3 separate regions of the Mus musculus genome follow, and all the other regions are linked to region 1. Evidence: chromatin loops called from intact Hi-C (ENCODE). Cell type or tissue: left cerebral cortex. All regions are shown on one strand.

Region 1 (8,000 bases):
TAACACTGTGTCTCCTTTCTTTTTCCTTTTTCTTTTTAAGCCCTTCTCCTCTTCCGACATACTTTCTTGTTGTTCTATAAGGATTTTCTGACCTGTCTTGACTGCCTCTACACACAGTTTCAAACAGTAACAGAGTCCATATATCAGAACAAACAAGACCAAAACTATCAGACCTACCCACAAAGGGTCAATGGGAGAAAAAAGCATAACTACTCAGCGAGGATCTATTGATCACTACACTGAGGTTATCATAGTTCCTTAACTTGTCCCCAAACCGGGAACCTTAACTTGTCCCAAAGCCGGGAACCTTTCGTTATGTGCCTGCTTCCTGGCAACTTTATGCTCACCTCTATTTTATCCGAGGTCCTTCCCAAACTCCTGGGGTCGCAAGTTTCACTCACCTTGAACTTACCCTGCCGGCAACCACTGACTGCTGAAAGTTCTGAACTCGGTGGGGGAGTCGGTTCCCCTTACGGGCCACCAATTGTCGCGCCCACTCTCGACCAGCAAGAACGATGCGACCACCAGTCCTTCTAACAGCAGTTTATTCAGTCTTCATCTTTCTTCTTTCTCTTCATCAGTACCGTTCCCCAGCTGAAGAGTTCTGAATCCACGCCGGATCCTTCTCAACAGTCTGTTTTACGGGAACACTCTATTAACCCCTTCTTCCCCGTTATGCAGTTCTGAATCCTCCCTGTAGCAGGGGGTCTTCGCTCATGCCTGAAGATGTTTCTTTTTCCCGGGTTTTCTCGTCCCAGGTCTTCTCGTCCCAGGTCTTCTCGTCCCAGGTCTTCTCGTCCCAGGTCTTCTCGTCCCGGGTCTCAGCACCAACTCTTACGCGCGCTCAACTGGCCAGGAAGAACGACGCTGCTACAGGATCCTTCTGCACACGTTTATTCAGTCCTGTTTCTTCTTTCTTTATATTTCCCTCGTTTATATCTCCCTTGTTTATATCTCCCTTGTTTTTATATCTCTCTTGTTTTTATATCTCCCTTGTTTATATATCGCCCTCGTTTTTATATCTCCCTTGTTTTTATATCTCCCCCGAACCCTGGGCCTCTCACTCTTTTATACTCTCAGTTCACATCCACGCACAGCAGGCCACGCCACCTCACCAGGCACGCAGCTTCAGCTAATCAGGGCAGCAGGGGCAAATCTCCACCAAATTGGATTCACCTGTATCCTGGTACACCTGCGCAGCACTCAAGATGTTTGTGTCTTATATGAGGAAGTCAGGTGCAAGTCATATGACTTAGCTGCAGTCCCTGGCGCCTTTAGGACTGCCGCCACACCTGCTCCTAACATATACAGACTAAACTAGTAATGCATATATATATATAAAATGCATATATATAACAATATATATTGTTCTTTAAAATAATATATATGCCTATATATACATATATTGTTCTTTAAATATATATATATTTAAATATATATATATATATATATATTTCTCTAAATATATATATATTTAAAACATATATATATATATGTTTTAAAGAACAATATATGTGGGAAACACAAATAATAGGGATATCAAGTGTCTGTACTAATACAAGGTAAGATGGTCTTCAGGGCAAGAAATACAATCAGGGCCAATCCATAGTGATAAAAAGGCCAAGACCATAGCTGAGTCTAAAATGTGTATGTGCTCTATGCAGCTTTAAAATTCACTAATCAAGCATGAAGAAACTTGAAGAGGCTAGACGTCATCACAATTTCACATTTGAATACACACAACACCTAGCAGTAGAAAAATGAGAGGACAAGTTGAATACACTGTCAAGCAGCTACTTCATCTATATGACTAGGAGCTCCATCACTCCGTAAACAAGAGGGCATGCTCCTTCCAGGAGCACATGGCTATCAACCAAGATGGAGTACATACTGAGGCCAAACAACTCTGACCACCAGGATCACAAGAACTGGTTAGAAACATAGAAACAGACATCAAGAATATCCTCGGGTGTGTGGATGAAGAATTATATTGGGAAACACCCTCAGGGTTAAGAACGAAACCTAAGAGGAAATTGGGAAATATAGACGAGTTCTTAAACTAAAAGAAAATAATTAGAGGACCTTACCAGATCACAGGGGATTACCAAACCAGTTGGAAGCCACTGTCCCTGACCTCTGAGAACATCATGGCCCTGAGGTCACTGTGTCCCCAAGATCTGAGGTCACGTAAGCAAGATGCTGTTCGGAAATATACACAGGAGTAGGGAGGAAAGCCGAAAGTCTAGGTAGCAATAAGGTTGTTTATCTTGGGACCAGCCCCTGTTTTTCAATATAAATTATTTCTCTCCTCCTCACAAGGGGGCTTCGATAGCATGAATGGCCTGCTCAGTAGGAATAGCTTTTAAAGCTGTGTATAACTTTAAAATATATAAACCATGCCAGCTTTGTATATGCTGATATAGAACTGTCCAGTCTATAGGGCAGCCCCAGCCCAATGGAAATATTGAACAACTGTGCTCAGCACCAAATTTATAACTGTATTTAATTGTCAATACATTTTATGACTGACATCTGATTCCATTTGCTAGAACTTTCAAGTAAGGCTGAACATCCACTTGGTGAATTTGCTTTACTCTTACAAATCTTCCAAAATCTAAATCAGATAAAATATTTATGTTGGAAAAATTAGCATCAGGGAGAGTCCCCGTAAGTGTGAGTACACCTGACATTTTCAATACTCGGGCCTGAATAAAGAATGCAAAATATGCATTAATAATTTATGTTGATCTCATGTGGAAATCATAATGTCTCAGACACATTGGGCAAAGTATAATATACTATTAAGATTTACCTCAACTGTTTCTGAACTTTTCAGGATGGCTTACAGAGAGTTGAACATCATGTACATACATTAAGATTGCCCTCGTTAGTGCTAGGAGTAGAATATCAAAAACTAACTCTCCTCTGGCCATGCTTTTAAAAAATAATAATAACTTGGCAGATTCACAATCCATATTGTAACCCATGATCCTTTACTTTTTTATAATGTTTTTATTAGATATTTTCTTTATATACATTTCAAATGCTATCCTGAAAGTTCCCTATACCCTCCCCCACCCTGCTCCCCTACCCACCCACTACCACTTCTTGGCCCTGGCATTCCCTTGTACTGGGGCTTATAAAGTTTGGAATACCAAGGGGCCTCTCTTCCTTTCTTACAGGTGTTAAAACACACATACCTGTAAGACAGGGCCTCTGTCCAGTGAGTGGTCAAAAACCCTGATACTGGACCTCATTTTTTAGTGGGAACTTTGTGACAGGAGTTCACACTCAGCTGACAGCGGCGGCGGTGCCTTGCTCTGTGCTTAGCTTACAGGTGGAGACTTCCTGCAACACGTCCTTTGCAGACATTGTAACATTACAGGATTGGAACTGGGACAGTTCCCTCATAGCTTTATTTGTCACACATGAGGGAAGGCAGGGCTCTGACTCCTCAGTTCTTTTTATCTTCAGATCTTCACCCAAAGTCTGTCCCAAGTTTCTGTTCAAAATGATTTGTTAAATAAAACTAGCTTTGAGCTCCCTGTCTGCGCTGTACACATAAGAGGCCATGTCTAGTCCTGAAAGCAAATGCATAGAAACTTCAAACTGCGGGAGTTGGTGACTGTTGATCAATGAAGCTTAGAACAGGGTTCATTAAAGGGCTACAAAAGAAGGCAACTTTCTTGTCTCACCATTTTGACCTTTAATCACATGTTGTACCCGACACAATGTTTCTCTTTCTTTATCCAGCTCATACTTTGTTGGCACTTGTGAAGCAAATGTAGTGTACAGTTTCAGGAGCAGGTGTTTGTGGTGCATTCATAGGAGTGCAGAGAGGTTCTAACACAGTTTCCTTCCACAGTTTCTTCTCAAGGTGAAGTTGCTATACCTGGCCAGGAGGGAGTCAGGGGTGGCTCTTCCAGCCAGCAATGCAGTTTCTAAGCAATCATGAGAGGAACTTTGATGTTGCATTCTAAAAGTATAGCGTTATTTATTATGTCGTCAAAATACTAAACTTTTGGAAGAAATGGTAGGACAAAAGTAGAAGAAAATTTCTCACATGGAATAAATATGGCCTCACTAAATAGACAAAGCAATCACGCCTACAGTACAAGGATTGCCAGCCAACCACGCAGTGCCCACAGCTGACTGCAAACCAGCTACAGCTCAGACCAGCTCCCAACACTCCTGTCAGGATGGAGAGTGGCCCGCTGACTCACAAATACCACCTTCCCACACTCCTGCCACTTTAGGCAATTTCCAGACAACAGCAGGCCCTTCCCTCTTCCTACAGAAATCCCTGCCTAACTCAGATGATCCTTTGCATGATTCTAGTCTACATCCTTGTCAGTACGGACAGGCTCAGGGTATATTTTATTCCAAATGCATTCTTATTTGACTTATCATTGTATGTGTTGCTTGAAAATTCCATAGACGAATGGAAGAGGTTAGGGTCAAGTGCAGCTCTATTTGTCTCCCCTTTCAGCTCTGTCTCACCATTTTTAACTCCCCAACTTCACATCCTTTTTTAAAAACCCATTGAATTCAGCACTGCAGGTACATGTGTGGATATGTCAGGGGCTGCATCACGCTCATTTTTTTTCTCCCCCAGTGGCCATCACTCCTCAGCGAGGGATGGGATTTTGTAATCCCTTTCCCATGCTTACTTGAGTTTTTGTCTGGCTTGGTCTCATGTGGGTCACAGCTACTCAGTTGGGTAGGCCCTGGGGAAGAATCTACTACCATTGTTCTGCTAAATGAACAAAATAATAACCTGCCCCCAAAGTTCTTATCTTTATACATAGATTACTGAATCTCTCAACTCTCTCTTTTTGCAATAGGTGGAGATTAATTAGAGGAACCCACAGCAGGTCTGTGTAAAGTGAGGCTGTGGAGTGCTCGGTCCCAAATACAGCATCTATATCCTTGTCACCCCTCCTTTAAATACTCAGGGACCATTGCAAAAGAGGGATGGGAGGTTGTAAGAGCGGTGGTGCTTGGTGAAGCAGCATCTTCTGCACATCACAGCACTGTTGCACTCTCCCTCATGGAGAGTTTATGATTTTATGACAAGGGACTGTGGTTCTACTATAAGAACAGTTTTAGAACTTACATCGAGGATGCAGGAGTTCTCATGTGAGAAATACACATACACATGTTGCAGGGTTGAGGGGACACGTTTCATCCCGTGCTTCTTATTGAAAGCATCCTTTCAGATCATCGCTATCATTCACAGTTATGCAAATCCACGCACAGGGCAGTCTTCACTGGAGCAGCTTTTCCATAACTGTTAATAGTGGGAACTTTTCTCCTTGCTGTTAGTGCTAGGATATGTTGTTCTTCTATGTAAGACGCGTTGCTATCTTATAGAAGTGCTTAGAGCTGCCAATGCAAATCAGCACGAAGTGTATAAATTAGACCAGAATTAAGCCAGCTCAGGCTGAGGTTAACCATCCTGGATGGAGAAGGCAGCAGGACATCACACCTCCTGCAGCACATGAGTGAAACATGTTCCATTCTTCCATTTTCTGTCAGCCCAGTATAGTTGATACATTATAGCGGGAGCTCTGATGTTACAGCTACCTTAGCTCTGTCTTATCCTGTTGGACACACTTGCAATGTACCTTTGTGTGTGTGCGGGGGGGGGGGGGGGGGGATACAATCTTATTCAGTATAGAAATGAGTCTTAATTCTGGAACATGTTAACTGAGGGGCTATTTCATTAAGCATATGCAGGAGCTAAGCATACACTTCTCAGGCTTGCTTTTTTTAAAAATTACATTGATGCTTTCTATTTTATAAGACTGTTAGATGGACAGAAGGAAAAAGAATACCAGTTCTTTTTTTTAACTTAGGCCTTAATAAAAAGTCTCATATTGCCAATTGTTTTAAAATTTCCTAAGTCACTGTCCTTATTTTATTTTAGCACAAAAATATTTAACCAATCTCTTTCCTTCACTGAGATGCTAAATATGCTTTTAATTCATGACATACAATTATCATATTAAATTACCCAAGTTAAATTTGACAGCTTGGGCAGAGATTCCTAATTGAATAAGAAAAAGCTCACCAAAGTCGTTTGTATTTTCCACATTACATTAATTAAAAGCTCACTCTGCTCTGCTCTATCTTGCTGATCTGCATCAGAGTCGCCTAGACTCCTCGGACTTCTCCACAAGGGCCAAACTTCAAAAGTTATTATCTCAAACTGATAGTTGAAAGGACTTGCTACACCAGCATATTGCTGCCTTCTTGTCTATATTTAATCTTCTCTCTGTTCTGATTATCCAATTCTGTAAAGCCCTATACTTCACAAAACTATAATTATACCTTCAAGGCTATTAAAGCTTATTTTATATGCTTTGATTAAACTGAAATTCTAAAATTAAAAAAAAATAATAATAATTTCCTAAAGGCAAATGTTCTCAAAAGAAGGCTTCTCTTCCAGACACCTGCTTGGCACCCAGGTGTAGAGAGAGAGAGCTCTTGGAGGATCCCCACAAGTGTCAGTGATGGGAGGGGCCCAGCCCAGGTTGCCTGGCAACTCTGGCTCAGGACCAAAGGAGGGAGCCTTAATTTCAAGACCAGCGCAGGACTCCTGCTAGTCTAGGGAGAAAAGGAAAGGTCTATTTTTAAAGAACTTATTTAAATCCAATACATTTAGAGGCTATTTTCCTTTAATTTAATTCTTTGACAGTTTCATACACGTATGTATATTGAGCATCATCATTTCTCTCTCCCATTCCTTTATCTCCTTCCCACCTCTGTCATGATTCTCTTCCCTGCAGGTCCCTTTGCAATATTCATGACTTTGGGTTTTGTTTGATGGCATTTAGTCTAACCAGGGTCATCTGTATGAGCACTGGGTTGGGACTAACCATTAGAGCCTAGAGAGTCACCAGTGCATACACTGGTGAAGGCAATGACTGCCACCACCCCAGATCGATCAACAGTCAGTAGTACAGCAGTGAGGGGTAGGGCTACATGAGCCCTGCCCCAGCCTTGTGTGGTGTGATAGTTTGTATATGCTTGGTCCAAGGAGTGGCCCTATTAGGAGGTGTGGCCTTGTTGGAGTAGGTGTGTCACTGTGAGCATGGGCTTTAAGACCCTTGTCCTAGATGCCTGGGAGCCGGTCTTCTAGCAGCTTTCAGATGAAGATGTAGAACCCTCAGCTTCTCCTGCACCATGCTTGCCTGGACTCTGCCATGCTCCTGCCTTGATGATAATGGACTGAACCTCTGAACCTGTAAGCCAGCCCCAGTTAAATGTTGTCCTTATAAGAGTTGCCTTGGAGAGCTGAAGGTGATTGCAACCCTATATGAAGAACAATATCCACTAACCAGACACCTCAGAGCTCCCAGGGACTAAACCACCAACCAAAGAGTACACATGGAGGGGTCCATGGCTCCAGATATTGTAGCAGAGCATGGCCTTATGTGACATCAATAGAAAGGGAGGCCCTTGGTCCTGTGGAGGCTCAATGTCCCAGCATAGGGGGATGCTAGAGTGGTAAGGTAGGAATGGGTGAGTGGGTAGAGGAGCACTCTCATAGATGCAAAAGGGAGGGGGGAGAGGGAGATGGGATGGAAAGTTTGTGAAGGGGAAACTGCGAAGGGAGATGTCATTTGAAATGTAAATGAATAAAATAATAAAAATTATACAGGGGTAAAAAAGGAGTCGCCTTGGTCCCAATGATTGTTCACAGCAGTAAAACCCTAACTAAGACACCTAACTAGGTCAAGTAGAAATTTGTGTGCCTTCTGCATTGTGTAAATAAAGACAGAAAAATCATTGAATGTAATTAATCAGAGGCATATTGTTAAGTATGTATACTGTGCAGTCTTGGTACAATGAGATAGGGTTTCTAATGATATTTCATTAGCCTAAAATATATATTTTGACCATATTCCCTTTATAGTACTCTCTCCCAGCCATGCCAAAACAAAAAGTAAGTCTGCTTTCTGTTTTCTTGGCTCCAAATGAAAGTTTGTCTTTCT
Region 2 (8,000 bases), 420 kb before region 1:
AGTACAGTTGTACATTGTGGAGCACTTTGAGGTCCCAGTTTAAGAAGAAAGATGGAAGGCAAATAATTAGGTATGCTTGTCTCAAAGCAATGGAGTATTGTTTAGAGGTTTAGCAAAGAGACGCAGCTCTGCTGAGCATTCTGGGTTCCACATTACACTGAACAGAGTTTTCTCTAAGTTGCACAGAAGAATAAAGCAGAGAGCTCACTGGCCAAGCTGATTCTTTCAATTTTCTCAGATGACATGACAAGGCAAGGGTTTCTCCATTTTATTTGCCTCTTTTCTGTCATTGTGAAGAAAAGAAAAAGTAAAACCGATAAAAATCACCTCATGGAATAAAGTGTATTTTGACTAAATGACTCCAGGGAGATAAATGGCTATCATGGCAAGGAGTCAGAACAGCAGGAACAAGAAATGGAGAGATCACATCTTTTACAGCAAACACAAAGAAACAACAGAAATGGGAAGTGGGGTGTGGCTATGTACTCTCAAAGCGCTCCCCCAGTGACATATGTCCTCCAACAAGTTGTACCTGCTGAGCCTCTGGAAACAACATCATCACTGTGGACCAAGGGTTCAATTTCTGAACCTACAACAACATTTCTCATTGAAACCACTATACCTGAAAGGTGCCAGCCCCATTTGGTGGCTAACAATGTCATTACCATCACTGCCGGGGAAATAGGACTTTAGACTGAATTCTGTCATTGACTTCAGTTTAGAACTATTTTCAGAGATATTAACTAGTTTGTACTGTGGATATTTTAGGACTTTGATCTCAAAACATTTTAAATGGTCCTGTGATAAATTTAATTGCTTATGTTTTTGTCTAAAAGTCTACTGAGGTTTAAAGTATGCTTCAGCTAGACTATCCAAATGAATGGGGAACCTTCAAGACAATATTTAGGAATGACACATCTTATAAGCTTTCCCCACCTGTTTGGGAAGCATCTTCAGTTTGAAATGTTTTTGTAAGTAACATACAATCAACTCATTAAAACGGGCAAACTCACCAAATAAGATACACATCTTGGACAAAAGCTCTGGGCGAAGTTGGTTACTGATATGCCTAAACTGTGAGTAACACTGGTGTGTCACTTTCTTTTTATATGCTATGACTGATCAGTGTCCCTTAGTAGCTCTGTAAGCAAAGCATTCCTGTAATGTAATTTAACTTAGCAATGAGAGATAGCATTAAAGAAGTCTTTTGGTGATTTTACATTTTTTTTAATTAGCCTGGAAGTAGCTGGATCAAAATTGAAGGATGAGGAGAAAAAAAAAATCACAACTTGAAATATCTGTTATTTCAATAAAAGAATTTTTACTTTAGAAATCACCAATCCTGCTGAAAACTGTGGCAAACAGTGCAGGTGTGTGTGGGAGTGTTGAACAATGTTTCTGAAATTTGCTTCATACTTAAATAGTCACATGGTCACATCAAATATTTAGATTTTATTTATCCAAGTACAGCAAGGGTTGGAATAAAAATATTTTTTTCTTATACAAAAAGCTACATCTTGTTGTATTGTATTGAAGATGGGCTTTCTGTCTTTCTTTTTGCATTGGAGTAGATTGGAGGTGTCTGTGTCCTGTATTAAACGTAGTCAGAGCTCAGTAGACTGTCTTCCATCCCATCAATGTTTGTATTCATTGTATTAATGCAGACCTCTATCCATCTCTTTTCTCTCTAGCACAATGCCCAGCAAATGAAGTGCGAACAGAGTCTTCTGGGGTGATTCTCAGTCCCGGGTACCCAGGCAACTATTTTAACTCCCAGACATGTGCTTGGAGTATTAAAGTGGAGCCAAACTTCAACATCACACTCTTTGTGGACACATTCCAAAGTGAAAAGCAATTTGATGCACTGGAAGTGTTTGATGGTAAGCCCCAGATTTTCAGGGTACCACAGGGCAATTAAGTGTTCTAGAAGACTTTTAGTGCTCCAAATGTCTATTTTACTCAAGATGCATGAAATGAATAGCTCATATGGATATTGAAGTGGTAAATGTCGCACCTGTCTTTACAGAGCTGCTTTATATAATAAAATCAAATGAATTTGATGCCCAATGGTGCTACTTTCAATACCACTGTTCTGGTTTTATACAGTGGTTCTAATGAGCACCTTAATGCAGCAGTGGCTGGATCATCAACTGAGGTGGATCTAAGGCCAGTGTTTTCTTTGTATAGGAGATACATCATGCCCAAGCAGAGCAGAGCCAAACCCATGTGTGGCCAAGAACAGAGAGTTTTCTCAGGTTTTATGGATTTGTCAGATAAAGCACAATGTATTCAGTGATAAGAACTGCTTTAATTGATCTTGTGTGTTTATGTGAGTCTCACTAGTTAGATGGACCATGAATGATAAATAAATCACTGTGCAGAGTGACCCCAGGAGTCAAGTTGTGAGGATTGTTATATTGCACATGAAACTCTAGCATTATATATAGAAACAAATGGCACACACAAAGAAAAGCAGCCCACACAAAGCTTTTGTCTCTGTGTTTGTACAAGTGTATATTTCTATTTGAATCATAAGTAAGTATTAAGATGTGAGTTGTTTCAAGCTTAGGCACATCTTCTCCTTTGTTTGAATTAGAATATAGAAGGCAATACTTTCATGCTTCTAGTTTTCAGAAACAACATCCTTACAAATAGATTTTTTTTCCCTAATTGCTGATAGCCTGGTGCTTTCTAAATCATGACTAGACCATGATCAAGATCAAAAACTAGGGAGTAGCCCAGAACACAATACAAGCACTTTCTGTCTGGTTAGAAGTGGCTCATGGCTTGCATCACTCTGCTTTCAAATATACACATCTTTTATAAAGAGAAAGGTCACAGTTTTGTATTCAGAACTTCTGCAAGTGATGGCATTTCCTATGCACTGTGTTTATTTTATCTTGGCAACATTGGTGCTAGCCTATATTTTATGAGCTAAGAAGAAGTAAGCTGAGCATACCAGCTGTATGCACCATTTCCTTAGTGTATACTTTCAATAGTGCAGATATGGATTCTCCTCACTTTCCTAATTGTCAGAACTCAGTGAAGAACAGTGTCTGATCTCCAGTTGTGATTGGCTGCTGAGACCACTGGCTATCCTGGCAAACTTACCTGCACATCTCTTTTCTAGGATATTGTTATAGATGCTACAAAGAGGCATGCTTTCCAGAATATGCCTAAATACCATGATCTAGACAGAGATCAGACCAAGAATAGTAAGGGATTTGGTGGGAGATTAGCAACTCTTGAAAATGCACTCTTGTGTTCTGTCGGTAAAAATGGCATTTCAAGTATGGCAAGCTCAGGATAGTTAATTCCTCTGTGGCATATTATTTCAGAGGGTCTTGATCTTGTTTAACAGCCATAAGAAGACCTCACACAGCTCATGTTCAGCCATCTTCCACATGAAGCAGGGTCACTCTTTTGTAGGACATAGACAGTAGACTTTGCAGACAGTCTTTGGGCACCATCTTTCATAACAAGAAGAATCATTTCTAGGGATGTCCACACAAACTTCCACATTTTTTACTTTGTTGTTTTCCTCATGTATTCTTGTGATTGCTATTACCAGGACCCTTTTAATGTTTACACACAGAGAATAATTTCTTAGACTTGAAGAGTGAGAGTCTAGGACTAAACAGTGGGGAAGCTGTGTCTCTGAGGCTCTTTTTGGCATGTAGGTGTATCCTCTTCATGTGGTCATATGGTTTTTGGTTTTTTTTTTCTGTGTATCTGTGTTCTGATCACTTCTTCTTAAGACATGCTATTCATGGTGGAGTCAAGGCCCACCCCTGAAAACTCATTTCAAAGTAGCTCTCTCTATATAGAGCACATGTCCAAGGTCAATCACTCTCTGAGTTATTGAAGGCAGGAATTTAATGCATGTTTGTGCAGAGTCCAACAGAGCCTTGAATAGCTTTATCCATGATAAGTCCCTAACAGTGATTTGGGCGTAAGAGGAAGTGAAGCTGTGACCTGTCAGTATTTTCCATGAATGGAATGGAGGGTGCCCCTCCCCTTGCCCTGATAAGTTTAGATTATGAATAGCCACAGAAGGCCCATTCTCCCATTCTCTCACACATTTCCCCACGCGTGAACTTGTGAAATGTGGAAAAGTGAGTAATGATTTTAAGACAAGGGGATGCATCCACAATAGAAAAGGAACAGGGCATAACTCCTGTTTCTTGAAGCTGCTTTCTCTCCCAAGTGACATGAAGATGCAGTCACTGCATGGTACACAGGGCATTTAATCATTTTGCTGTATAAACATTTTGAGAACTTTCAGGTCTATAGAATAACGATATATGTCAATGATAACTTTAAAATTATTTTCATACTTCCTGGATCTATAGTTGCTTTTTTATAGACACACAGAGACTCATTGAGACTGTCTACTCACGCATAGCCCCCTGCTAGTTCTAATGGGGATACTTGTAGTCTAAGGAAAGAGAAGTGGGTCGTTGTTATGAATGTGACCATCATTTCTCCTTTATCTCTGTTCTCATCCATCCATCTACTCTGCATCTATCAATCCATCTACTCCCCACCAGCCCATCCATCATCTCTCTGCACACATATTTCTTATATGGCACACATTTGACTGCTTGTGAATTACTCTGATACTAATCTACAATGGGTACTTTCATATGTTACTCTTGGACTTATCTATATGAATATATATATATATGTGTGTACTTTACTAATTTTAGATACTGTATAAATTTAATTTCTCCTCATGATATTTCCAATACTTAAAGAAAGTTTTCGTCCAAAGTTTATCATGAACAATAATATTGGAATATGTTTGCCATGTAAGTAACTTTTGTACCTATGTGCGAGAGTTGATGAAATTAAAACTTCAGATTTACTGTGTATCATCAAGTTGTTCCCCAAAGCGATTGACTGTACTTATACACCACTGACATTGCAAGAAAGATTCTCGTTTTCCATATGTGTAGTATATTATCCATTATAATAGTAAAAGGATATTCTCATGTTGAAATGTCATTGTTTCACTGATGTATTTCATTCATTTCCATAATAAGTCACTAGTAACTTATGTACTTGAGTCCCCTACTCCTTCCCCACATTGTTTCATTACCACGGAATGTATTTATTATTATTTTCATTTGAATATTTTTTTCACTTTGAAAATAAATGTCTATTGTACATTTGCATACGTGTTTAATCAACAGCTAAGAAAGATCTGCATCTGTAGGTGCCCACATCTGAAAGTTTTCTTTTTTTTTTTTTAGGTTCTTCTGGACAAAGTCCTCTGTTAGTGGTCTTAAGTGGGAACCACACTGAACAGTCCAATTTTACCAGCAGAAGTAACCATCTGTACCTGCGCTGGTCCACAGACCATGCAACCAGCAAGAAAGGATTCAAGATTCGCTATGCAGGTGAATAGGTGGGCCTGGACATCAGCTGGAATGGCTTTCAGTACCACTTTCATCTTAACACTAGGTCTAGGTTATGGTGAAGTTCTGACTTCTGACAACTAAAAGCCAGCAAGAAGAACATAGTGGAAGAAATACTTGAAGTGAGAGCCCTAAACTATGAGAAAACTTGATTAATATGTTATAATTTACTGATTAAAGAGTAAATATTAAAATTTTATACCATGGATAATAAAGACATTTGCCCCAAATTACAGTAATATAGCCAAAATTAGCATTAACACTGGGAACAAATGAGAGTTGATTATACTGCCATAAATTGTATAAACAGTAATTACAGTTGTCCTTAGTAAGTCACTCTATCTATTGCATTCTATATACTTATCTTTACATATGCCTATACTTTATATACTAGTCTATGTTTTATATAAACATTTACATTATAAGTTTGCATTTGGCATACATACATGCATGTGTAGTTCTATTTCAAAATTGGAGTTATTTTATCCTTTCTCCTTATTTATTAATCATTGTCTATAAGTAGATATTTGTATTAAACTAATTAAATCTCCCAGTACATCAATGAAGTGTTAAGCTCTAGTACAGGTTTCAATGTAGTCTGATCTACACCAGTGTTTCTATTGTCCCCATGAGAGCATAGGGGAACTTCATTCCTGGGAACAGTTCACTTATGAACCACAGCCCTCTGAGCTCCTCCCAGTCAGTGGTAAGTGGGGTTGTCCTTGATATCTCTCTTCCTTGGAATGGTAGCATCTAGCACACTAGATGCAGGGTCTTCTGAAAGACTTTTTTAATCCCCATTGGCAATGTATGTTTTCAGGGTGGAGATCAGCCCAAGGGGACAAAGTGAGTGTTGGGGGCTGAAATCTTCTAGCCTTCTCTAGTTGAAAGAGATTAGAAAACCTCACCAGCAGCCAGTCTTTGGGACTTGTGGTGTTAAGACAACAATGGGCAGGGGATTCGGACATTTTTCCCTTCAAAGTGTGCTAAAGATGTGCTCAGGTCTGTGCCACAGTCCCTGAGCAGGGATTGGACTCACACAGCCTGGTTCTGAAGAATGGATGCTCAGACTTTTCAGGTTTAAAATTCCTACTCTATTGTCTGTTAGTTCATCCAGAGATAAGCTAGAAATCTCTAGCCTATAATATATGATGCACAAGACCATATCCTTCCCATTTGCACATTGCATTTGCCTGGCCCACATGCTGTGGGTCAACCCAATATGAGCCTGGGCTTTGTGCTTTATGACTGGGGAGAAGGTTGTTCAGAAAAGGAACCTGGGCTTCCCAGCTCTGAACTCTCGTTGTATTGTTCTTTTCACGTATTGACAGGCAATCATAGGGTTTTGTAATATAATAAAGCAGATTTGTAAAGACAAGATAATTATATTCCACTAAATATATTAATAGGATGTAAGACCGTTCAGCCGTCCAAATACTGCCTCTGTTATGTGGAAGATTATGGCTTTGAAACTAACCTGTTTGGGCTAGAGAGACTGCTCGGTGATTAAAAGCACTTTCACGTCTCACAGGGGACACAGGTTTGGTTTCCGGTATTCTCAAGGCCCACAACTGCCTGTAACTCCAGTTCCTGGTTTCTGATCACTGAGGGTACTTGCCTTCATATATAAAATGCATGTGTGTGTGTGTGTGTGTGTGTGTGTGTGTGTGTGTGAGAGAGAGAGAGAGAGACAGAGACAGAGACAGAGACAGACAGACAGACAGACAGACAGAGAGACAGAGAGACAGAGAGACAGAGACAGAGACAGAGACAGAGACAGAGACAGAGACAGAGACAGAGACAGAGACAGAATTAATACTTGAAAGCTGGAGAGATGGCTCATCAACTATAAACATTTGGGGATCTTTCTTATAGAGCATCCTGGTTTGTTTCCCAGTACCCACATGGTGCCTTATAGTCATTTTCAACTCTAGTTCCAGAAGATCTAACTCCCTGTTTCTGGCCCCCCAAGCAAACCAAACGCATGTGTAATACACAGACATACATGCATGCAAAACACACATACACATAAAAGAGATAAAATTTAAATAAATGAATAAAAACTAATAGCCATATCTAAGTTTAAAAATGTCTCCTAGCAGAATTGGATACTTGTTGAATTTTATGAATTTTCTATTGTAACATAAAATTCTACATTTTCTTTTTCTTTTTTTTTTAACTGTATGAGAAAAGTATTTATTTTTAATAAAAGGAAAATAATAAATAAGTAAATCAATAAAATAACCATGGAATCTAGTAGTAGTAGCATTTTAAAATGGGACTTATTGTTTACTAATGTATTAAAATCTGACCTGTCCAGCAGGTCCAGTTATTCGAGGGTCTCAAGGGGACCTTCTCCTAAGAACCAAATGGGGGGAGGGAGAGACAAGAACCAAGTGCAATGATTAGCAGTCTGATTAGCATCAAGGTCTCACTGTATTCAGCAAGGCTCAAGCCTTAAATGCACAAGCAAAAGGGGAAGTACTTCTCAGCAGAAGGGATGGGGTAGCGGAAATTTTTCTTTTGGTGACCTCACGGGGAAGCAGGAACTTGGTGGTATCGGGTACATCTTGTGGTCAG
Region 3 (8,000 bases), 74 kb after region 1:
TTCCTGTTTCCTGAAGATCCAGATGTTGAACTCTTAGCTACCTCTCCAGCACTGTCTGCTTGCACACTTCCCTCCATGATAATAGGCTAAACCTCTGAGCTGTAAGCCAGCCTAATTAAATGTTCTCTTTTATGAAGTTGTTGTGTTCATGGTGTCTTTTCACGGCTATAAAACCCTAACTAAAACAGTTACCTTACATATTTTTTTTAATTTAGCTGTGGCCATTTTCTAAATGAATATCAGCATGCCTTTAGTTATAACTGTGTTGAGAACTGTATATGCAGACACTCAGCCATGATATCTCTGGTATCTGGGTCACCTGTGTGAGGAGGTTTCTACTCTTTGCCCAGCACCAACCAGTTTCTGCAAGAGAGACTTGGTGGTTCTTCTTCCAACCCCCTTAGCCCAGATATATCTAGCCAGAGCTCTGGGTCTGTGACAGACCCTCTTTCCTCCCAGGTCAGTTCTGATGACTCTAGCAGAATGCCTCAGACTGAGTACTTCAACATCAGAACTCCCTCCTTAAATTGTATAAGCTGCAGCAGGCAAGAAGCCATAGCGCTTGAGCAGTAATTGAGAGCTTGCATCCTGATTTACAGGTAAGAGGCAGACAGAGCTAAGTGGGAAATGTATGGGTTTTAAAAACCTCAAATCCCACCCCCACTGACACACCTCCTCCAACGAGCCCATACCCAATTCTTTCCAAATAGTTCTACCAACTGGGGTCTAAGCATTCAAGTATGTGAGCCTATGCAGGTTATTCTCATTCAAACCACCATAGATACACAAATCGCATACATGTCTGGAAGTTAGGGTTTTCCTTCCATTTTTCTCTTTGTTTTGGGACAGGGCCTCATTCCACATCCCAGGATCTTCTGGCACTCACTATGCAGACTAAGATAGCCACAAACTTATGGCAACCCCATGCCTTAGTCTCCTGAGTGCTGGGATTATAAGTGGAAGGCAACCTGCCTGACTATGGATCCCATACTAAGGACACCAATCCAAGCAGGAAGGAAGGAATCCCCTTTCTAACACAATCTCCATGTGAGCTGAGATTACCACAGACAAGATGGTGGAGACCAACACCACGTGTGTGCACAGCCTTGCCTAAGAGACCTGCCAGGATAAGTCAGCATTGTGCTTTGAGATTTATGTCATTGCATAAATGTACAGCAATGGGGAATTGTTATAACGTAACCACATTAACCTGAGAATGCTGAGAGTGATGCCTGGCCAGTAGTCAGTGGGAAGGCACAGTGCAGAGAGAGTGACAAGACTCCAGCCAATGGTTTCCCGGTGGTGAGCAGCCAAAGGAAAATATAACAGCAGCACACACGTAGAAGAATCAAGCTTCACTAAAGGTGTGGAACCACTGGGAACCCCACTTCTGGTACAATAAAATCATCTTATCCTGAAACATATATACTTCATGCAACATTGCAGACACCAGTTATGCTTCATGCAACATTGCAGACACCTGTTCTTCCTTCTGCCACAATGAAACACCATCTAGGACAGGAGTTCTCAACGTGGGTGTCATGACCCCTTTGGGGACTCTAATGACTCTTTCACAGGGGTCACCTGAAATAGTCAGAAAACATATGTTCACATTACAATTCATAACAGTGGCAAAATTGCAGTTATAATGTAGGAACAAAAAATAATTTATGGTTGGGGATCACCACAACATGAGGAACTATATTAAAGGCACTGCATTAGGAAGGTTGAGAGCCACTGTAATAGAACATTTCTATCATTTCAAAGCAAAGCAACTCAACTGAAGGAGTCCATTTCACTTCTGCACCTTTGTTGCTAGACAAAGGAATAGATGATACATTTGGGGTTTTGTTGTTGTTGTTGTTCTTGTTATTTCTTCCCTTTTATTTCTGAAGAGCTCTCAATCTTTTCTCAGTAGAGGAAAGGCCAGGGGGGATTTAGAGCTGCACCATGTTCTATTTAGGTAGGAGACTGAGAGAACACGCTTTGATTGCCAGGGTTTAGGCAATCAGTACTCTGACTTTGGACAAATTAAATTTCAGATGCCTGTTAGACAGCGAAATGGAGCCGACCCAGTAAGCATCCCTAATGCAGATAGGCAGGCTAAAAAAGAACAGAATCTTCTCTGGTCTTGATATTTCCTTGAGACAAGAACAGGGAAAATGTGTTAGGGGGTCCTGTGAGGAACAGAGTATGGAATGAGGGTACAAAGGTCCTGTATTGCAACTGTGAGGGAAGGAGGAGCACCTCCTTCCTTGGAAGAGCCAGCACCATCACTGGGGATGGAAGAACCAGCCCACAGGAGAAACCAAGTGACAAGGCTCTAGGAGGCAAAGGAGGTATGAGGAGGGAGACAGCTACAACTGGATGTCAGCCAACTGACGAAATAATGTTCCAAGGAACACTAGCCAGCCATATATGGAAATCAAACTGTGCCTTCAATCCTCTGAAGAACCAGTCAGAGCAGCCTGGACTTGGCCAACACAGACAACTATCCATTTCATTGCCTTGGCTCACAACTCAGGGACGCTCGAAAGAAACACTCTCTGGCTAGCACTCTGGCGCCCTTCCTGAAAGGCTATGGTCAGAGCATGTTTTCGTGTCCTTGTTTTTCTGGGAAATATCCTATCTCTTCTATCTGCCTGTGAGTCTATCAAATGAGACTAAAGAAAACATAGCCACTCTGCTTTAGATTATGGGTTTTTGGTTTCGTTATTTTTTTGGGGGGGGGGGAGGGTGGTTGTTGTTGCTTTTTGTTTTTGATGTTTTGAAATAGCATTTCTCTGTGTGACCCTGGCCATCGTGAAACGCTCTGTGTAGACCAGGCTTGGCCTCTATCTCAGATATCCACCCCCTTTCTGCCTCCTAAGTATTGAGATCAAGAGCATCATCATGACTGCTTGGTGCCCAGCCACTCTGAGACAATAGCTTGTTGGTTATGAGTGAGTGGACATGTCATCTTGTAAACTTCCTGAGGGTTCCACAGGACAGAGCCAACAGACACTTATGACTCTTCTGTGGACCATTCTCACTTCATTTCTGATGATGAAGTTAGCTTTGTCTGGAATTCTACGTGTAGAAGAACAGAGAGGACTCTGAGGGAGAGGCTCCATGATGTTGGCTTCCTCCCTATGTGTCCTCAACCTTCTCCAATTGGCCTTTTGTTTCCATTGTTCCTGAGTGTCACCGGACAGAAGCCACTTTGCAGTGACCTTCCCCAGGAAACATTTTATTCCTTTTTGTTCCTATTGCCTTCCTCTCTGCAGAATCCTGAGAACAGGCCATTCATCAAAGACAGACGAGTTTCTTACAATGCCCAGGAAGTTAGGGCACCAAGGGACACCTTGTGAGGGGAGATCTGTGATCCACCATCACCTGCTAGGATGGACGTGGGGGGAGACTAGAGAGGGAGGAGTGAAAGACAGGGGGAGAGCGAAAAGGAGGGAGAAGGAAGAGAGAGAAGGGGAGAAGAGACAGGGAGAGAGGAGACAGGAAGGGAGGGTGACTGGGGAGAGTTTTCCTATGAAACCCCCTTCCAGGAGGCATAGTCAGCCCTCTTGGAGCACTACTCTTAGTCCCCATCCCTTCTCGAAGGTGCCACCTCTTAACAATGCGGCAGCAGAGAATGAAAGTCTTTAAAGTCCGGGAACGTCACAGCAGCCTTGGAGGCAGCTTCGTGTGCTGTGTGTGACTGACACAGCTGTGCGATCCAAGTACTCGACTAAGCAATGACACATTTCCAAGCCACGCCTGACACCCACAACCTTCCGAGCGGAACTAGGCAAGGTGGGAGTTATGAGCACTTTGGGAGAAAATCTTCACAGTAGGGAAACCCACTAGAAAACTGCCTTTGCACCTCAATACAGCACAAAAATAGATGTACCGAAAGAAATTCCTGGTTACTATAGCAACAAGAGATTTTTCCCCACTATTTATAGACCCTGCATATTAGAGATGAGTACACATGCTATATTTCTATTTATATATATTTAAATTAAAACATTTGCCAAACAAAACTTCTGTCTTCCCCACTTCCATCATGCATGAGAAAATGAAGTGACTTTTAAAAGTCAGGATTAAATGAGCCTCTAAATCATCACCAAGGAGACCTAAGGATGGAAGTATATTTCAGACACTTGATTTTTACTGCAAATCTAACCTTAACCAGTGCTGACCATTGGCTTGACTGCATCTTGTTCTAATTGTACAAACATTAGGGGGAATGTCAGTTTTCTACCCTGCATTGCCCCATACCACCAGCTCTCCCATATCAAATTACTGTCGCTAAGGGTCACGAGTTCCCATTTCCATATGCCTAATAAGAACAAGTTTCTGATAATGCCAACTACAATTTGGAGGCAAGCAGAAGTTCCAGAACATTCAGTGATGGGATTCCTAGTGGAAGGTGAACTTGAGGCCAAAAGCTCTGAGTTTCAGCCCAGACGTTGATTCTGAGAGCCAAGTTCACATGGGCTCATTTCCTCAGATGCAAAGTTAGATTAATAACTATCTAGATCTTACACTGCTATAAAGTAGATTAAATGAGAATCTATGCAAATGTCTGCATTTGGTGTATCGCAGTGTAGTGCTACAAGAAATAATGATTAACAATCATATTATTCAAGTGCTAAAAGATCACTGGGCCTCTCCAGAAAGAATAGTACTTTAATAATAATCATCAATTTCCAACACACACCCCTACATTGCTAATTTTACCACAAGTTGGAGATGTAACGTGGGTAAAAACTTTAAGATGAGCAAATGCTAAAGAGAGTTAAACTTCCCTGGAGCTGAGAACATGCAAATCCAAGATGTTACACCAGGGACTGTAATAGACCAAGGGGAAGAAACCTGAGTAGTGTTAATAGGCCTCACATGGTGCTGGGTGAGACAAGAAAAGAGAAGGGTCATGTCAACCCAAAGCCAGGCATCTGTGTCTCTCACCATGAGCCACGTTCACTTACCTTTTATTCTTTCAAACACAAAAGTGAACACTATATCTGTCCTCTGACAGGGACAGAAAGACCCCAACAGGGAAACAATGCATGCGCATCCCAAGACATCTGATGATGCCTGAATCAAGAAGGAAGACTCACGGGGAGACATTATATTTGGTGCTGACCAGCAGGGGAAGGAAGTGGCATTTGAACTGAATATTAAGAGTCGGTGGGCCAGGCATGGTGGTGCACGCCTTTAATCCCACCACTCGGGAGGCAGAGACAGGTGAATTTCTGAGTTCGAGGCCAGCCTCGTCTACAAAGAGTCTGTGGAGCTTCTAGCGTCAAAGCAAAGATGCCCTCTTCAGGGTCACTGTCCTGAGCCAGGGATGTAGCAGTCACAGTTGTTAGGATTCAATAGCCCTGCAAAACAACCCTTTAAAGTTTTGCATAATGTATAGATAGCCCTGATTCACACACTTATCCATGAACCGTTCTGTTGTTCATGGTAGCTTTTCTTTTCTTTTCTTTTTTCTTTTCTTTTCTTTTCTTTTCTTTTCCTTTCTTTTCTAGATAAAAATCTCAACTCTGTGGTGTAGTCCGGGATTGCTCTATCTATCTTACCTGGGGCAGTTTCTAACTCATGGCAATGCTCCTGTCTCAAGATTCCTGAGTGCTGGACTTACAACTGGCTTCAGACTGATTCTCTACTTACTTGTCATTTCAGATTATTGAAAACACGAACAAGAGTTCGAAGGGGGAGAGGTGCGGACAGTAAAGCCATTTTGCCCAGGTGACCGAACACATTTCTCTATCAGGAATGTTCTGGGGTGTGAGCAGGATTTCATACTGCTACAATACAGAAGCCAGATGAGGACTCTCCAGGTCACATCAACTTGACAATAAGGAGTACATTCCCATTTTAAATCTTGCCACTCTGCCAAGTGACCATAACACATCCAAGATGGGATCTTCTTTATATCAGCTTAAAAGCTAAGCATATTTTGAACCCAAAGTGTCAGAGTTAGCTTCGGCTGTCCACTTGACACAGGTAGGAAGAGGGGACCTCAGTTAAAGAACCGACTGCTTGCATTGGTCTGGGAGACATTTTCCTTAACTGTTGGAGACTGGTTCAGGCCACTGTGGGTGATGCCACTCCTAAAGGGGAGGTTCTGGATTGGATAAAAAAAAAAAAAAAAAAAAAAAAAGCAGGCTGAGTGGGGCACGGGGAGAAGCCCAGTGAGCAGCAGCCCTTCGAGGTTTCTGCTTCAGTTCCGGCTTCAGGGATCCGCCCTAGACTTCCTGCCTGGGCTTCCCTTCATGATAAAGACGCTGTAAGATGAAATAAAGCCTCTATTTGTTATTTTTGGACAGTGCTTTATCACAGCAACAAAGAAGCTAACTAGAACAGGGAGTCATTACTCTTTTGAGCTCTTTTGTCCTCACCAAGCTCCTGCCAATTACGATTTACATTTACGTGTTTTTATAACGTGTGCAAGTAGTTCCTTGGTGTGTTCCCTGCACACATGCTCAGTCTTGGAAGTGCTGTGTGAACTTCTGTGAGACCCTGAGCTCCTGTGTGTCATAAGAGAAGGGCTTTAGACTGAGTTGACAATGAGCTTCTATGCCTTAAGAATGCCCGTGCTTGGACGACATTTGTAAAGCAGTCTCTACTATTTGCTGTTTGCCATTGCTTTCGAATGCATAAGAGCCACCTTGAACAATCAGTCACCCGAAATCAGAGAAACTGTGTCAGTTCTCAGCATTATCTAAATGAATATTCTCCGGAAATCAATCTCAAAAGAACGTGAATTTTACCAGATAGGATAAGCATTATTGAAAAGTCTCTACTTAGTGAAGTGGGGGGGGGGGGAGGATTTAGATAAAGCATAAATGTCATCCTGAATATTTTCATTGTATTTAGAAACATCACATTCAAGATTAAAGGAAAAGAGGGTTGGGGAGGGTGTCTGCCTTTCAGAAACAAGAACAAGTCATAAATTATAGTTGGCTGTAACCACTACAAAAGCTGACTGTGGATTGCTATTCATTGATAAGCATGATAGCAAGCAACCTCAATGAATTATTTCCACAAATATGAATAGAAGAGCTATGCTCAGTAAATAATATTTATATCAGATAATGATTATAAATTATATATTATAAAATTTGATAGCTTAATGAGAACCATATGCCATATTGTGATTCCATAATATACACTATTCAAATTAATTATTCTTTTATTTGGAAAAATATAAATCCAGGTACAGTTATCCATGCTTATAGTCCTGGAACTTGGAAGTTTGAGGTAAAAAGATGATTATTTCAAGGCCAGACTAGAAGATATACCAAGACCCTGACTCTAAACCACAGAGCAAAACAAAAAGTAAAAGAGATGTGAATAAAAAGAATAAAACAGAATAAAAAAGCTTCATGGCCACGAGGTAACATGGTCTGGGAGACGGCTGCTATTCTTCTCTTGGTCATCCACTGAAACGGGGCTGTTAGTCCCAAAGATGGGGCAGAAAGACCGTCTACCCAACCCATCATGGCCAAATTAATTAAAGCACGGACTGAATTAAAGCAAGCCTTTTATTCATGTCTGCCTCCCCCTAAGGTAGTGTTCTAAGGGTCGGCATTGGATGTGAGGAAGACAACACTTTTATAACTCAGGGCTAGGGAGTTTCCAAACTGGAGATTTGTCAGCAAAATAGGCAGGGTTACAGGGGCGGAATATAGCATAACAAGTTAGTCCCTCCTGAAACAAAGACACATTGCAAGCTGGAGCATAACAAGGGAGTCTAACAAGGGAGCCGTAACAACCCTTTAGATACAAAGGTGGGCTTGCAAGATGGTTACAAACAACTTTTTGAAACAAAGACACGATTGCAATTCCTGGACAAGCAGTGAGGAACATCTGTTGTTGAGGTTATAGGCCCAATCTTTGAAAAACAGAGATTTAGTCATAATCAGGAATAAGCCTAGTTTGTCTTTACTATAAAATAGCTTTAAGCCTAAAATGGAGGCAGGCTGGTTCTTTTGGGGCTTCATAGTATAAGAAAG

Evidence for each region. Peaks named below come from ENCODE experiments on the same cell type or tissue, not always from the same donor. Only the 100,000 strongest peaks of a DNase experiment are listed, where the experiment ranks them.
Region 2: a loop joins it to region 1, with 6 times the contacts of the local background. A loop is called at or near these places in 2 of 42 quality-filtered maps.
Region 3: a loop joins it to region 1, with 9 times the contacts of the local background. A loop is called at or near these places in 3 of 42 quality-filtered maps.

What each region holds. Positions count from the first base shown.
Region 1 is chr8:15,566,480-15,574,479 of GRCm38, reverse strand. All of the region lies in intron 1 of Gm46033 (a long non-coding RNA gene), which reads right to left. Among named protein-coding and RNA genes, the nearest start is that of Gm46033, 40 kb to the right of the region's middle. In left cerebral cortex, no CTCF peak of the experiment used is centred here; DNase peaks (open chromatin) are centred at 3,463, 4,196 and 6,545; H3K27ac peaks cover 873 bases.
Region 2 is chr8:15,986,474-15,994,473 of GRCm38, reverse strand. Csmd1 (CUB and Sushi multiple domains 1) reads left to right here. Exons shown (of 70, transcript NM_053171.2): 47 at 1,692-1,880; 48 at 5,256-5,402. Among named protein-coding and RNA genes, the nearest start is that of Gm46073, 57 kb to the right of the region's middle. In left cerebral cortex, no CTCF peak of the experiment used is centred here; DNase peaks (open chromatin) are centred at 1,775 and 4,055; H3K27ac peaks cover 1,058 bases.
Region 3 is chr8:15,492,216-15,500,215 of GRCm38, reverse strand. No RefSeq gene overlaps it. Among named protein-coding and RNA genes, the nearest start is that of Gm46033, 34 kb to the left of the region's middle. In left cerebral cortex, no CTCF peak of the experiment used is centred here; DNase peaks (open chromatin) are centred at 2,391, 3,762 and 4,904; H3K4me3 peaks cover 307 bases; H3K27ac peaks cover 2,708 bases.